2 separate regions of the Homo sapiens genome follow, and region 2 is linked to region 1. A link is a loop called in an ENCODE intact Hi-C map of the cell type or tissue named here. Cell type or tissue: OCI-LY7. All regions are shown on one strand. Links, peaks and the distances in the headings refer to the core of each region. The heading gives the core; the rest is flanking DNA.

The links. A loop is a pair of places that touch in the nucleus more often than their neighbours do. Peaks named below come from ENCODE experiments on the same cell type or tissue, not always from the same donor. Only the 100,000 strongest peaks of a DNase experiment are listed, where the experiment ranks them.
Region 2: it touches region 1 in a loop (5-fold over the local background); 2 of 110 quality-filtered maps call a loop at or near these places.

What each region holds. Positions count from the first base shown.
Region 1 is chr20:49,626,657-49,634,630 of GRCh38, forward strand. LOC124904926 (a long non-coding RNA gene) reads right to left here and starts at 5,540. Exons shown (of 2, transcript XR_007067638.1): 1 at 5,280-5,540; 2 at 3,128-4,660. B4GALT5 (beta-1,4-galactosyltransferase 5) reads right to left here. Exons shown (of 9, transcript NM_004776.4): 9 at 6,289-7,974. RefSeq lists enhancers at 567-636, 3,955-4,004, 4,235-4,554, 4,605-5,287. In OCI-LY7, for the core only: no CTCF peak of the experiment used is centred there; DNase peaks (open chromatin) are centred at 4,135 and 5,066; H3K4me3 peaks cover 1,889 bases; H3K27ac peaks cover 2,289 bases.
Region 2 is chr20:49,746,867-49,754,840 of GRCh38, forward strand. No RefSeq gene overlaps it. Among named protein-coding and RNA genes, the nearest start is that of B4GALT5, 37 kb to the left of the region's middle. RefSeq lists an enhancer at 3,967-4,056. In OCI-LY7, for the core only: no CTCF peak of the experiment used is centred there; DNase peaks (open chromatin) are centred at 4,045 and 4,465; H3K4me3 peaks cover 1,577 bases; H3K27ac peaks cover 2,500 bases.

The DNA.
Region 1 (7,974 bases), core at 2,582-5,081:
CTTCCCACCAGTCACAAGTCCAGGCTTCCAGAACTTCTGACCGATCAGCTCCAAACCCGCTCTTTGGGTTTAATTTATTTGCTAAAGCAGCTCACAGAACTCAGGCAAACTTACTTTTACGTCTACTGGTTTATGACAAAGGTTCTTTTAAAGGACGCAGTTAAACAGCCAGATGAGACACACACAGTGAGGTCTGGAAGGGTCCTGAGCCTGTCCCCATGCCACCCTCCCAGCACGTGGATGAGTTCTTGTTCACCTTCTTACAAACCTCCGTGTGTTCAGCTATCTGGAAGCTCTCTGAGCCCTGTCCTCTTGGCTTTTTTTTTTTTTTTTTTTTTTGAGACAGGGTCTTGCTCTGTCACCCAGGCTGGAGTGCAGTGGTGCGATCTCGGCTCACTGCAACCTCTGCCTCAAGGGTTCAAGCGATTCTCCTGCCTCAGCCTCCTGAGTGAGCTGAGATTACAGGCATGTGCCACCACGTACAGCTAATGTTTGTATTTTTAGTAGAGAAGGGGTTTCCCCATGTTGGTCAGGCTGGTCTCGAACTCCTGACCTCAAATGATCCACCTGCTTCAGCCTCCCAAAGTGCTGTCTCTCCATCTGACTGCAAGGAAATGAAGTTGCAGGGAAGTGAAGTGACTTCCCCAGGCCATGGAGTTGTTGGCTGTAGAAGTGCAACCAGCAGATCATCTCTCCTGGGCCCTGCTCTTCCTAGAATTCACAGTGGAAGATGTATACCCTACTCCCACCTATTCCTTACCTCCGAGCCTCCCTACACAGCAGAGACCTCTCTCCTACATGACTGCCACCCACCATTGTCCTAGAAATAAGTCAAACAGTGGCATTTGTCAGTCCCACATCTAGTCGTAGCAGGGTGCTGTGTGGGGCGGGCGTGGTGGCAGAGAAAAGGTGTGTCTTGGAGCAGTGAGAAAAGTACTCAGGGCTGTGCTTCCTCAAGGAGTCTCATGGCATGTAGCCTGCCTGGAAAGTTTTCTGCCAGCATCTAGCAGGTTGCATTTCACAAGCGGCATAAATCCTCCTTAACCGTTTGCCCTTACAGCTAGTTTGCATGTGATGGTAAATCTGAATTGTTACTCAGTGACTGTATTTATTAAGAACAGCCCACCTGCAAGGTACTGTGGCATCGAGGGTACCAGGTTAGGAGGAAACTAGCATTTTTTTTTTTTTAGACAGAGTCTCGCTCTCGTTGCCCAGGCTGGAGTGCAATGGCACTATCTCAGCTCACTGCAACCTCCACCTCCCGGGTTCAAGTGATTCTCCTGCCTCAGCCTCCCAAGTAGCTGGGATTGCAGGCGCCTGCCGCCATGCCTGGCTATTTTTTTGTGTATTTTTAGTAGAGACGGGGTTTCTCCATGTTGGCCAGGCTGGTCTCAAACTCCTGACCTCAGGTGATCCGCCCAAAGTGCTGGGATTACAGGCGTGAGCCACAGCGCCTGACCTCAGCAAAAGAATTTGGTAAGTCTAGAGGTAAAGCTTAATACTGTAAAGATGCTAAAGATGCTGTCTTCCCAGATCATTAATTTAGTGCAATGTCAGTCATGATCCTAGATTTTAAAAAGCAATTTTTTAAAATATAGAGACAGGGTCTCTTTGTTGCCCAGGCTGGTCTCAAACTCCTGGCTTCAAGTGATCCTCCTGCCTTGGCCTCCAAAGTACTGGGATTACAGGCATGAGCCACCATGCCTGGCCCTTAAATAGATTTTTAAATATAACTTGACAAAATAAATCTCACCGGATTGAGAAAATACATAAACATAGCCAAGAAAAACAATTTTTTTGAGTCAGAGTCTCATTCTGTGTCACCCAGGCTGGAGTGCAATGGTGCAATCATGGCTCACTGTAGCCTCACTCTCCTGGGCTCAAGTGATCCTCCAGCCTCAGCCTCGTCGGTAGCTGGGACTACAGGCACACACCACTGCACCTGGCTAATTTTTTCTTAAATTTTTGTAGAGACAGGGTTTCACTATGTTGCCCAGGCTGGTCTTGAACTCCTGGCCTCAAGTGACCCTCCTGCCTATGCCTGGCTGAAAATTTTGATGAGAATGGGGTTGTGTAAGTATGTTCACCCTGACAAAAGAGCTGTTTGCTTTGGATTTATGGACTTTTCTGTATGTATATTACACTTCTATAAATGTTTACAAAATTTGGGGTAGGATATAGAAAGTAGAGATAAACTTGTCTTATAAAAACATACTACAGGGCTATCATAATTAAAACTGTAAGGCATAATAAGACAAATAGCTCAATGAAATGGAAGAATCTTGCTACAGAATTTAATGTGTAAGACATGGGGAAATTATTGATTGTTCAATAAATACTGTTGAGACAATTAGCAATCCATTTGGAAAAAATAAATTATAGACCGCCCCTCCTGACCATATCATACACAAAATCCCCTTTAATTCCAGGGGTTAAAGATATAAATAGCATGATCATTCACTGATGGTAGAAGGATTAATTCATACTGCCTTTTTGTAGGACAACTTGGTAGGCTCCTTCAACATTTAAAATGTGCAGGTGGGGCGTGATGGCTGACGCCTGTAATCCCAACACTTTGGGAGGACAAGGCGGGTGGATCACTTGATCCCAGGAATTTGAGACCAGTGTGGGTAACATAGTAAGACCCTGTCTCTACAAAAAATACACTAATTAGCCAGGTGTGGTGTGTGTGCCTGTGGTCTCAGCTACTCAGGAAGCTGAGTTGGGAAGATAGCTTGAGCCCGGGAGGTTGAGGCTGCAGTGACCCATGATCGCACCACTGCACTCCAGCCTGGGGTGACGGAGTGAGACCTTATATCATAAACAAATAAATATATGTATGTATTTGTGTGTGCATGTGTGCATATATATGTGTGTGTGTGTGTGTGTGGGTGTGGGTGTGTATCCCTTGCTCCAACAATTTCATTTCTTGACTCTCTCAAGTTGGCCTACACATATATGTGCACATGGATTGATGTGCATCTGTGTTCACTGTGGTGCATATAATGTGATAGTGGAAAACTGGAAACTACCTCCATGTCCATTAGGAGGGGAATGGCTAAATTACATACATCCACACAAGAGATTACCATGTGTCACAATTCAAATAATAAGATAGGTTCAGTCATTCATGCAACAAATATTTATTGAGCAACTACTATGTGCTAAGACCAGTTCTTAGCTCTGGGGATAGAGCAGAAAACAAAACAGTCTCTGCCTTCATGGGGATTATATTTTAGTGGGGTTGACAGCCAATGAACAAAGAACAATAAAAATATAGTACGATTCAGAGTGAGAATATTGTGAATCAATAAAACAGGGTAAGGGGGGACAGGGACAGGGAGGTGGCATTTCAGACTGGGTGCTCATCAAATCTTCTCCAAGGAGGTAACATCTGGGCTTTATTTGAGGGAGCTCTTCATTCACGGAAAAGAGGTCTCCAGAAACATTAAGAAAAAACAAAACAAAACAAAAGTAATTACAGGACAACTTATGGTTTTTAAACTATGCCTTTGTTTTCCTAAGCATGCATATAGGTATACAGGTATAGATCTGGACATCAGCCAATGGCTGGACATGGTGGCTCACACCTGGAATCCCAGCACTTTGGGAGGCCAAGGCAAAAGGACGGCTGGAGCCCAGGAGTTCGAGACCAATCTGGACAACATGGTGAAACCCCATCTCTACAAGAAATACAAAAATTATAAAAATTAGCTGAGCGTGGTGGTGTGGGCTTGTAGTCCCAGCTACTTAGGAGGCTGAGGCGGGAGGATCACTTGAGCCCAGGAGGTTGAGGCTGTGGTGAGCTACAATCGTGCCACTGTACTCCAGCCTGGGTGACAGAGACTCCGTCTCAAAAAAACTAAAAAATGTAGACATCAGTCAAACTGCTAATATTAAAGGAGTGGTTTAACACTTATTTTCCAGCAAGCACATATTCACGTTACTTTTAGAATAGACTTTTCAACTCTGTGAACAAAAGCTATTTAGAGCACATATGCAAAAGAGTTGGGTCAGCAGAAGCAGCCTAGGGGTTAAGAGCGTCTTCCCTGGGGCAAAAATGTCCCCAGCCGGCTCAGCTGCTAGCTTTGTGACCTCAGGCAAGCTGTGGCTTCAGTTTGTCTAGAGTAGCTGTTCCATTTGGGTTTGTACCTAGAGGGAGGAGGCCAGGGGTGCTGCTGAACACCCGACAATGAGCAGGACAGCTCCCCCATTTGTCAAGAGCAATGTGGAGAAGCCGTGCTCCAGAACAAGGGGCAGTGCCCGCCTCTCAAGGGTTGAGGACTCACGGTGTGCAATGCACTTAGCATAGGCCCTGGCACATAGCAAGTACTCAATAAATAGGAACTATTTTTATTACTGGACTTCCCTGAAAACTAAAAAAAAAAAATGTTGAGAGTATGGAGGACGTGGTAGTGCCAGGAATCAGTTCTGCTGAATCCCAATTCCAGCAGCTGGCTGGAAGGGATCTCTGACCTCCACAGCAACAACAGTCTTCACGGGGTGTGTGTCTGCCAATGGGATGGCCTATACAGAGCTCCTCGTTCCTTCTGTTTGGTTTTTCTGGTTTGAATCTCATCTCCTGCCAGTAGTTCAGGGACATTCCCACCAGATCACCTGGTCTCTTGTACGTATTCAGCTGTGCTCTCTCAGACATTCCCTGTGGTTCAGAAGAAACACACTCAAGCTTCTCTTGTGGGAAAACCAAAACCCAACCCCACCTCACCTCCCACCCCCAGCTTCCCGCGCTTCCTGTGGCCCTGACCTCCTCTTTCCACCCCTTCCCAGGAAATCCAAGAGACACCCACTCTGCTGCTATCTCCTCCTTCCACCCCATCAGGTCAGCAAAACGGCTCCTGCCACATTTCCAACACCTGGCCACTGCCAACTCACTGCTTCTCCCTCTTCCTCTTGTATCGCTTCTCTGCTGCCTTCAGCACGGCTGACCACTCTCCCTCTTGGCCTGCTTGTCCTCCCACCCCTCCTCCTGCTCACTCATCCTCCTTTTCTCAACCAGGTTCTCAGAGGCTGGGCCAAGGCTGCTGCCTTCTCTTACTCCATGCTTCCTGTTCTCAATCCCCCAGCAATCTCACCCGCTGCTGGGTCCTTACTAACCTCCTCCACCCAAAGACTCCCCAGTCTGCCTGTAGCCCCCACCCTGCTGTCTCTGCCAGGTTGTCTCAAAACTCCCTGAACTCAGCAGTCACAACTGATCTCGTATCTATCCCGCCAATCTGGTCTGACTCTAGTGCCCCCATCTCAGGGAATGGCCCTGTTACCTGTGCAAGTGGGAAGCCAGCAGCTTAGGTGGAGTCCTCCATCCCCATCACCCCTGGCAGGTCCTGGGAGCACGACCTCAGTATCTCCCAGTCTCCCCTCCTCCGTCGTCCCTGCACCCATCTCACTCGCCCCTGCTTCTCTTCTGCTTCTGTACCATCGCTCGTTCTCCCTGCAACCAGAGCCATCTCTCAAAGTTGCTATGGAATCCGAATCGCATCACGCAGCCCTGCCTGCTGAAAACTCTTGAATCCACTGCTCTAAGGATGAAATGCAAACTCCTCCCCCTGTGCGCCCCCCTGCCCCCTCTACTCCAGCCACGCTGGCTTCCTCCCTGCCCTGCAGCTGTGTGCCACACGCTCCTTGTCTCCCCCTAGCTCACTTGCTTCCACCTTCCCTACATTCCCAACTGGAATGCCCACCCTACCATGCACTCGTCACCTGCAGCTTCCCCTTTTGGACCAGGTATTGAGGATACAATTTTAATCATACCCCCCAGTGGACCGTAAGTTTAATGAGTCCACTGATCCTGTCTTATTTTCTCTATTATTATGTCCCCGGCATCTGACACTATTAATACTGTGAGTGGCAAACATTCAACACATAGAAGCCATGATGACAATCTCTGAGCAGAATCTGGCATATAAACCCTACACTGATCCCAGAGAACCTTCTGGAATCAAACTCCATCAACCCTCACCACCCCCTTCACCCCCAAGTCCCCTCACTCAAGTGTCTTATGCAACTTTCTTGGTACCACCTGGGTGATTCTTGAAAGAAAACCCAAGCGTGGGCATGCCTGGGCAGCACAGTGGAGGACTGCTTCTGTTACACTGCGTAGCTTTTTACTCAGCCCGTTCACCTGCAGCACGGGTCAGGCAGTATTTACCCCAGCAAGACCCAGAGCTCAGCTGAGCTGCCTTAAGTTGAACTCCTGTAGGAAAGGAAAGGAAAAAGGAAAGACCCCCAAGGACCCAAACTGTCCTACACAAAGAGAAATGACCACCAAGGTTTGGTTCTTGAATATGTATTTTTTACTGAAAAAATCATTCATAAATTAACATACAAAAATGTACAAACACATGAGTAAATAATGTAATGACAAAGGACTATTTTTGTGAAAAGTGTTTTTTAAAACATCTTTAGATTTCAGTGCAAAAATGTACCCCTGGCACCTCTTAAAACGTAAGAGCAAGCTCAAAAACACGTAGTGATGGAAATAAGCTAGCTACGCTCAATGCCATCGTCAATGGTGAGTGGATACAATCAATCCATGTGGCTCCTGCTCAGCTATTAATGTCTGTGGTAGAGGATCTCTGACAAGAGGACCTATTATGTCAAAATGAGTATTCTTGCAAATACCCCCCCACCCCCCAAAACAGCATGAACAAACGGGGACACCTTTCCCTGCACACAGCAATCAAAGACAAGATTAAGGGGCCACCCATCAGTAGCCTTGAAGATTTTCAGCTACCAATATATGCACAAGGTCACATTTGGTTCCTGTTTTTTTTTTTAACATGACAATTTCACACTATTAACAGCACACGGGCCTGGCTGTACGTTTTTAACTATGACATTTCCCATATGATATTCGAGGCCTGGTGGACACATGACTGACAGTGCACATCCAGAGATTCTACACTCATCAGACACAGACATGACCGCAAAGGTATCAAAGTGACCCCACTTTAAGCAGTGAAAAAAGACCTTTCCTTTTGTTCTCAAATCAGCATTTTCTAAAGTCAGGTGTTAGCCTTTTGCCAACAGTGTGTACTTGATGGTAATTATGGCAACATAGAGCTTCAAACAAGATCGCCTGACAACACTGCCGCATACACATACGGCACCCAGGACTCAGAATCAGTCTGTCCTGGCAAATCCTTCCAAATGACATCATAGTGTTGTCACATTGAAAGCAACTCACAGCCTTCAGTGAGGAAAGGGGAGAGGAGAATGAGAAGGGGAGAAAAGCCAAGGCAGGGACAAAGGCCCGGTGGGGGATGGGGGTTGCAGGGTGGAGGGGGGTCTTTATTGCTATATGCACCATAAAACAAAGGAAAACCAAATGAACTTCTGTGTGTAATGTTCACTTGTGAAGGTATTTTAAAGCATGAAATGCTTAAGTCTTAAAAAACATATGCTATAGCTTACCGGCATTTTCAAGGGCAGGAACCTGCTCTCTCATATGAGCCGATAAGAGCTTTGCAATGCAATTTATTTTCTAAATACCACTCTATTCTTCAAAAGAACAAAAACACAAACAAACAAACAAACAAAACAAGGCCTGGCCAATCACTCCCACAGTTTGTGGGGATCATATGTCCACAGAACCATCACATGCAACGAAAAAAGCCCTAACCCACACACATACACACACACACCCCTACACACACCCATGTAAACTATGAAAATCAAGGAAGTTGAAGGCAAACAAGGCAATTAAAAAAAAATACGAAGTACTCTTCAGAAAGTACTCCTCATCACAATATATAAATATGTTTTATGGAAAACAAGGGCGGGGGAGGAAAACTGGCATTTTCCAGAATTCTGCAGAAGCCGACAGAGACTACAATTTGAGGGCTTTGGTTTGGGGAAAAACAAAGAGGCACAAATTCAAATACAATTTAGAACATGACTTCAAGGCTGGGCGCAATGGCTCACACCCGCCCATAATCCCAGCACTTTGGGAAGTCA
Region 2 (7,974 bases), core at 2,849-5,348, 120 kb after region 1:
GCCTTGGCCTCCCAAAGTGCTGGGATTACAGGTGTGAGCCACCACTCCTGGCCCAATAACAATAGTTCTTATTTTAGTAATAATAATAATTGCTTCTACTTACTGAGCCCTTATTGCCTGAGCCGAAGCATTGCTCTAAGCCCTTTACTTGTATTAAATGATGTAATTATTTTTACGAGCTGGGCACAATGGCTCATGCCTGTAGTCCCAGCTACTAGGGAGGCTGAGGTGGGAAGATTTCTTGAGCCCAGAACTTGGAGGCTGCAGTGAGCTATAAGCTATGATCATGCCACCATACTCCAGCCTGGGCAACAGAACAAGACCTTGTCTCTCTTTTATTTTTTTCTCTTTTGAGACAGGGTCTCACTCTGTCACCCAAACTGGAGTGCAGTGGGGCGATCTTGGCTCACTGCAACCTCTGCCTCCTGGGCTCGAGGGATCCTCCCACCTTAGCCTTCCAAGTAGCTGGGACCACAGGCACACACCATCATGCCCAGCTAATTTTTGTATTTAGCCATGAGCCTCCATGCCCGGCAAGACCTTGTCTCTTAAAAAAAATTTATTATGTTGAATAAGAGAGGTTTTATTATTATTTCCATAGTACAGATGCAGAATCTGAGCCTCAGTTTTAGAAATTTGCCCAAAATTACATAACCAGTAAATGACAGAGCTGAGATGTGAACTCAAACATCCACTTCTTGAGTCTGAATATCCATTTTCTGTTTTCCTAGCTCTTACCAAGCTAGCCTGCTGAGGGACTATGCTAGTGTCCACACAGGCATGGGTCCTTCACCCACAGAGCCGCACTGCCACCCCAGGGATCACTTTCCAGGTTTGAGGCCCTGGGCCCCTGGATCTAGGGTAAGACATGCATCCCTGGAGCCTTGGAACTGGGCAGAGCTGAAGTTTCGGTCCATCTTGGAAGCACTAAACTACAGACATGCCCTGTGTCTTGTCCCATCCCCCTATTATTAAGTCCTGAGTCTTCCTCCCTGGCTGGTGATGTGCTGAGAGTGATAAGAAGATAACAGCAAGACAGACAGAGTGAGAGCGACAGGCTGACTTACGTAACCTGGTGGAAAGTGATACAGGCAGATTCGCTGATGGGAAACAAACAGAAAGGGAGTCAGGCAGAGCTTCCTGGAATCCAGGTCTAGGAGCTGCCAAAAACAGGCCTCCTCTCTTAGGAACAATTGAATGTCACTGCAGTAACCGAACACTGCTGGCCAGAGAGGCCTCCTGCCCACAGCCTCACAGAGCGGCCTGTGTGAGCCAGGACAGGCTCCAGAGGAAAAAAGGGCCTGGCAAGGTGCCCTGTGAGGCTATCTGAGGAGACATTGCAGTTCCTCACCCTGGATGGGCCTCCACCAGCACAGGGCTGCGAGTTGAAGGCCAGGGAATTCCCAGGGCGAGTCCCAGGCACAGAGGCTGTGAGCTAGGAGGGCTCTAACCTGGGGTTAAGCCCTGAACTCAGAAGCCGGGCTCCTAGGCTCTTATCCTAGCTTTTTTCTGCTGTGTGACCCTGGGCATGGCATAACCTCTCTGAGACCTCTCTCTCTCAGTCTTCTCATTGGTAGAAAGGGAATAAATATGTGATAGTAGATAAAAATAGGACTCGTAGAAAGGGGATAAAAATGTTATAAGAATCAAATAAGCCAGGGGCTTGACAAACCTTTTAGGTAAATAGCCATATAATATAGATTTTAGGCTTTGTCGGCAGTACAGTCTCTGCCACAACTATTCAACTCTGCTGTTGTACAGCACACAAAAACAACAACAACAAAAAACCAAATGACTATGCCCACGTGCCAATAAAACTTTATTTCTGGGTACTGAAACTTGAATTTTACATAATTTTCATGTGTCACAAAATATTCTTTTTTTTTTTAAATTTGTATTTATTTACTTGTTTTTATTTATTTGTTTATTTGAGATAGAGTCTCGCTCTGTTGCCTAGGCTGGAGTGCAGTGGCACATTCTTGGTTCACTGCAACCTCTGCTTCCTGGGTTCAAGTGATTCTTCTGCCTCAGCCTCCCCAGTAGCTGGGATTACAGGTGTGCACCGCCATGCCCGGCTAATTTTTATATTTTTAATAGAGACAGGGTCTCGCTATGTTAGCCAGGCGGGTCTCGAACTCCTGGTCTCAAGTGATCTGCTCACCTCAGCCTCCCAGAGGGTTGGGATTACAGGTGTGAGCCACTGCGCCTGGCCTCCAGCCATCATATTTTATCTAATGTTCCATTCGGAGACATGTAGATTGTCTCTAGTTTTTCTTTCTTTCTTTTTTTTCTTCTTTTTTTTTTTTTTTTTTTTTTTTTTGAGACGGAGTCTCCCTCTGTCGCCCAGGCTGGAGTGCAGTGGCGCCATCTCAGCTCACTGCAAGCTCCACCTCCCGGGTTCACGCCATTCTCCTGCCTCAGCCTCCCGAGTAGCTGGGACTACAGGTGCCCGCCACCACACCCAGCTAATTTTTTTGTGTGTGTTTTTAGTAGAGATGGGGTTTCACCATGTTAGCTAGGATGGTCTCAATCTCCTGACCTCGTGATCCACCTGCCTCGGCCTCCCAAAGTGCTGGGATTACAGGCGTGAGCCACTGCGCCCGGCCCTAGTTTTGCATGCTCAGGGCTGTGAAACACATCCTCAGCTATTCTTGTCTGCTTGTTTCTTAAACACCTAGACCTGGAATTTGCAGGGGGAAAAGCATAAACCTGGGGCCTCCAATGCATGTTACTTAGGCAGGTGGTTGTGCATTGGATTGCTCTTGTTCCTGGGCAGGACAGATAGTGGCTAAAAGCCAGGCTTTGAAGTCCTGTAGAGCAGAGTTCAAATCCCAGCTCAGTATTTACTGGCTGGGTAATCTTTGGCAGGTCACTTCACCAGTTTGAGCCTCCATTTCCTCATTTGTAAAATCCTGCCTTCATTGGTCCTCATCTCACTTCTGACTCTAAACCACCATATCCCAAGATGGGGCTGATTAGAATGACTTCCTCATGGAAGTTACAATTATTGAAATTGTAATCGCTTGATGAATGGAAGTTCCCACTTCTTTTATCCCAGGCAGTTTCTCAAAAGCAAAAGGAAAAGGAACTAAGGCCAAAATCTGGGAACCTACAAAATCACTGGGAATGAAACAGAAGTGTGGGCATTAGAATGGAGGCTCAATATCCCAGTCCAAGATCTATGGATCTGGTGGAAAATAACCCACTAAAACTGGCTCCAACTATAATAAAAGGGGGAGGCTGGGCTCGGTGGTTCAGCCTGTGATCCTAGCACTTTGGGAGGCCAAGGCGTGCAGGTTGCTTGAGCCCAGGAGTTTGAGACCAGTCTGGGCAACATGGCGAAACCCTGTCTCTACAAAAATACAAAAAATTAGCTGGGTGTGGTGGTGAGTGCCTGTAGTCCTAGCTACTGGGAGGCTGAGGTGGGAGGATCACCTGAGCCCAGGGAGTTTGAGGCTTCAGTGAGCCATGATTGTGCCACTGTTCTCTGTTCTCCAGCCTGGGTAACAGAATGAGACCCTGTCTCAAAAAAAAAAAAAAAAAAAAAAAAAAAGAGGAAAAAAGAAAGAAAAAAAAGGGGAAATTCACCATAAGAAGTATCAGTCAGGAGTGTTTCTGCTGTTGCAGAAACCCAACTAAATTTGGTTGAAGCATGAGGAGAATCAACTTTTATTTTTGGTCACTTAATTGAAAACATCAGGACAAGTGCCAGCTTCCAGCACAGCTGGACCCAAGGGCCAACATGTGGCTCCAGGGACTCTCCCTCCGTTTCCAGTGCTGCACTCCAGCTTTTGCTGTGTCCCCACTCCTGGGTCAAGATGGCCTCTCAGCAACCGCAGAGCCAGGCAATTCTGTCTTTTCACGGATGAGAACAGAAAGTCCCAGAAGGAAGTCTCACTGGGTCTAGCCTGGTCACATGCCCATTTCTAAACCAATCGCTGTGACTGGGCCAGCCTAGAGCTAGGCAGAGCTGGCCCCCACGGACAGAAAGGAGGAGACCCGTAGCTCCCGGGAGAATGCAGGTGCTGTTTCCAGAAGGGGCATCAAGGCCAGAAAGGCAAAGACAACAGGTGTCTATTATGCCACCTGGCTGTACTTTTTGTGAGAACCGCTGTTATCACATGAAACACAAGGGCAGGAAGTGCAGTGGCCTCACACATTTCTTAAATGAGCACCTGAAAGGCCACCAGGAATTGTGGCAGCCAAATCCTGGTCTCTCTATGACTCTGCCCACAGGTTTCCTCATCTCTGCTTCTCTCTTTTCCCTCTCCCTGTCTTCTTCCCTGAGCCCATGAGCAAACCCGACTGCCCCATAGCACCTGACAGCACAACCCCTTCCTTTAAGCAACAGCCCACAAGACTCACCACATTCTCAAGACAGAGAATCTGATCACCTCAACCAGTCAGGTGCCCGTCTTTGTGCAGTCAATTCTGGCTGGAGGGCAGGGTTGAGTAGCTTGTACGCGTGGTTTCATGGGGTAGTTGCACCTGTTTCAAAGAGAGATGGGTCACCACAAACTGGGCAGAAACCACACGATATGTCCATGATGCTCTGCAGCTGAATGAAGTTATCTACAAAGAAACTGAAGCCAAGGCCAGGCAGAAGTCAGGCCTGAAGCTAAGAATTTGTTTCCCCAAGACAGGAACATTCCTGCATCTGGAGGCTGAGGCTGCTTGGACAGAGAAGTGCATCCAGCTGCCAAGGTGAAGCTCTGAAGGGGCCTGTCCATGAGAGCAGGGCCAAGAACGCCTAAGCCCACCAGTAAGATGCAAGAACACCTGTGCGAAATAATAATAATGATCATAGCTGGGTGTGGTGCCTGACAGCTGTAATCCCAGCACTCAGGGAGACAGAGGCAGGAGGATCACTTGAGCCCAGGAGTTTGAGACCAGCCTGGGCAACCTGGCAACCCCTTCCCCACACCCCTTGTCTCCACAAAAACGACAAAAAATTTTTAAAATGATAATAATATAAAATAGCACTAATAATAAATGTTATTCAGTGCTGCTGACCAGGTATCACTCTAGACACTTAAATGAACAGCATTTTTGCTTTTTTGTTTCTTTGTTTTTGAGACAGAGCCTCACTCTGTCCCCCAGGCTGGAGTGCAGTGGCACCATCTTGGCTTATTGCAAACTCTGTCTCCTGGGTTCAAGTGATTTTCATGTCTCAGCCTCCGGAGCAGCTGGGATTACAAGCGTGTGCCACCACGCCCAGCTAATTTTTTGTATTTTTAGTGGAGACGGGGGTTTCACCATGTTGGTCAGGCTGGTCTCAAACTTCTGGCCTCAAAGTGATCCACCCGTCTCAGCCTCCCGAAGTGCTGGGATTACAGGCGTTAGCCACTGTGCCTGACCTAAATGCGCAGCATTTTTAAGCCTAATGATACAGTCAGATGGGTATTTATTATCCTCATTTACAGAACATATATTGAATGAGTGAGCATTAACTGATCTTTCACCTTATTAATTCACTTAGTCATTCACTCACTCAATGGATAAACAATTAATGAATGCCAACTATATGCCAAATACCATGTGTGCTGGGTGTTGGGACACAAGCAGTCCTGTCTTTGTGAATGTTACAGTAAAATGTTGGAGGCTCTGAAGGGTGAGTGGTCATTAATTAGACGGTTAGACTAATAAGAGGGGAAGGGAAAGGCATTCCAGGTAGAAGGAACTCCATGTGCTAAGGCACTGTGGGGGAAGGGCATGTGTGGGGTGGGAGCAATGCCTGTTGACTGATGGTGTGCCAGAGAGGCAGAGAGCCACGCAGTTTACACCTGCTGGCTCACTGACCCTTACCACAGTCCTGTGAGATAGCTACTGCTATTAATATCATTTTGTAGATGAGGAAATCGAGGCACAGAGAAGGTAAGTAACTTTCCCAAGGACACACAGCACCATTAGCAGTGAAAGAGCAGCAGTTATAACCCAGGCCTGTGACCAGAATTCTGAACATCTCTAATCTTTAAGTAAAGGAAGGCAGGAGAAATTGGTCCATTTGGGGCAGGTGTGTTTTCTGGGAACCTTCCAGCACTATTTTCACTTGCAGCTGTAGCCACAGGCTACATAGATGATTTCCAGAATGGAGGGGAAGAAGAGTGCACCCAGCCTTTCCTGGCCACAGGCAGGAATCCTTTTAGCCAGTTATTAATGCTCAGCCACAGGAGATGCCGCAGTGAGACACACAGAGGAGCCAGACCAGGGAGAGGCAGCAAGAAAGACAGCATTGATCCTGGAGGTATACATTTAGGAGAGAGAACCTGTCAGAACAGAAAGAGCTTGGACTTGGGACCAGGCCAACCTCAGCCCAAATGGCAGCCCTGCTACCCACCAGCTCTGTGACCTTAAGTAAGTTTCCTCTTAGTCTCCAGTTCTTTATTCAAGCAGAGTAAAAGTATGCTTCCCGCCTCCCTCCCACCTCCATCCTGTAGCCAACAGTCCCCCCTCCCCAGAGGCAGGCACTATGACTAGTTTCATGCATCATCTTCCGGGTAAATTGTAGAGAGATAGATGGATGAATAGAAGTATATATGTGTGTGTATAATATAGTACACACATATATGCAAATATTGTAACTATTGGGATGCTTTGACTAAGTACAAAAAAACCTACAGATGCAAGATTTACTTATTAAGAACTGTGGAGATAATAAATGCCTAATTTCTGTGTCCAACTGCTCATTAATGTCTAGTAAGAATCTCAAATTTAACATGGTTAAGATTAAACTTTTATTGTTATTATTATTATTTTGAGACAGAGCCTCACTCCGCTGCCCTGGAGTGCAGTGGTGCAATCTTGGCTTACTGCAGCATCAACTTCCCAGGCTCAAGCAATCCTCCCACCTCAGCCTCCTGGGACTGCAGGTGCACACCACCACGCCTGTCTAATAAAATTAAACTTTATGATTCCTCACCCTCCAAACCTGTTTCTCCCTTACTAAATACCTGGTTACTCAAGCCAAAAATACACTGAAATAATTCTGGATTTTTCTCTCTTTCACTCACTTTTTTTGGGGGGTGCTGGGGTGCAGTGGCGCCACCTCAGCTCACTGAAACCTCCACCTCCTGGGTTCAAGGAGATTCTTGCGCACCAGCCACTGGAGTAGCTGATTACAAGTGTGTGCCACCATGCCCAGGTTTTTTTTTTTTGGTTTTTTTTTTTTTTGGTATTTTTAGTAGAGACAGGGTTTCGCCATGTTGGCCAGGCTGGTCTCGAACTCCTCACCTGAAGTCATCCACTTGCCTTGGCCTACCAAAGTGCTAGGATTACAGGCATGAGCCACCACGCCTGGCCTTTCACTCACTTTTTACATCTGATTCATCACATAGTCCTGTCCAGCTTTTCTGAAAATCTAGAGATAGATCCACCATTAAGTGAATGAAGCAAAGCTGAGATCAGGGCTCTTCAATTGCACAGCCCCTTCCAAATCTAGCAATATGTTCACACAGTCATGTGTTTCTGCAACATCTGCAAAGGTAAGTATTTTAGCTGCAACTGGTTAGACAAGGTCTCTCCAGCTCCCCAACGTTGCCTGCCTGGGAATGTGCATCGGGTGGCATTTGGGGAGCTATGGGCAGGGATCAGCTAAGGGGAAGATGAGTTAGGGAATCCATTAAATTTGGGTTTAGTGGATGTAATCTTTTTTTTGTTTTTTAATAGAGGTGGGGGTCTCACTGTGTTGCCCAGGCTAGACTTGGGCTCCTGGGCTCGAGTGATCCTCCCACCTCAGGCTCCTGAGTAGCTGGGACTACAGGTGTGCACCACTGCACGCAGCTTTAGCGGGATGTAGTCTTGTAGCTCACGATCTTTTCGGTGAATAAGGAAAGTATTGCTTGTTGTCCTGGCAGAGAAATGGCTTCCAGGATACTCCTTCTGCCCATGCTACTGACTCACCCAGTATCAAGACACAAAAGTCTGGCACGGTGGCTCATACCTGTAATTTCAGCACTTTGGGAGGCCAAGGCAGGA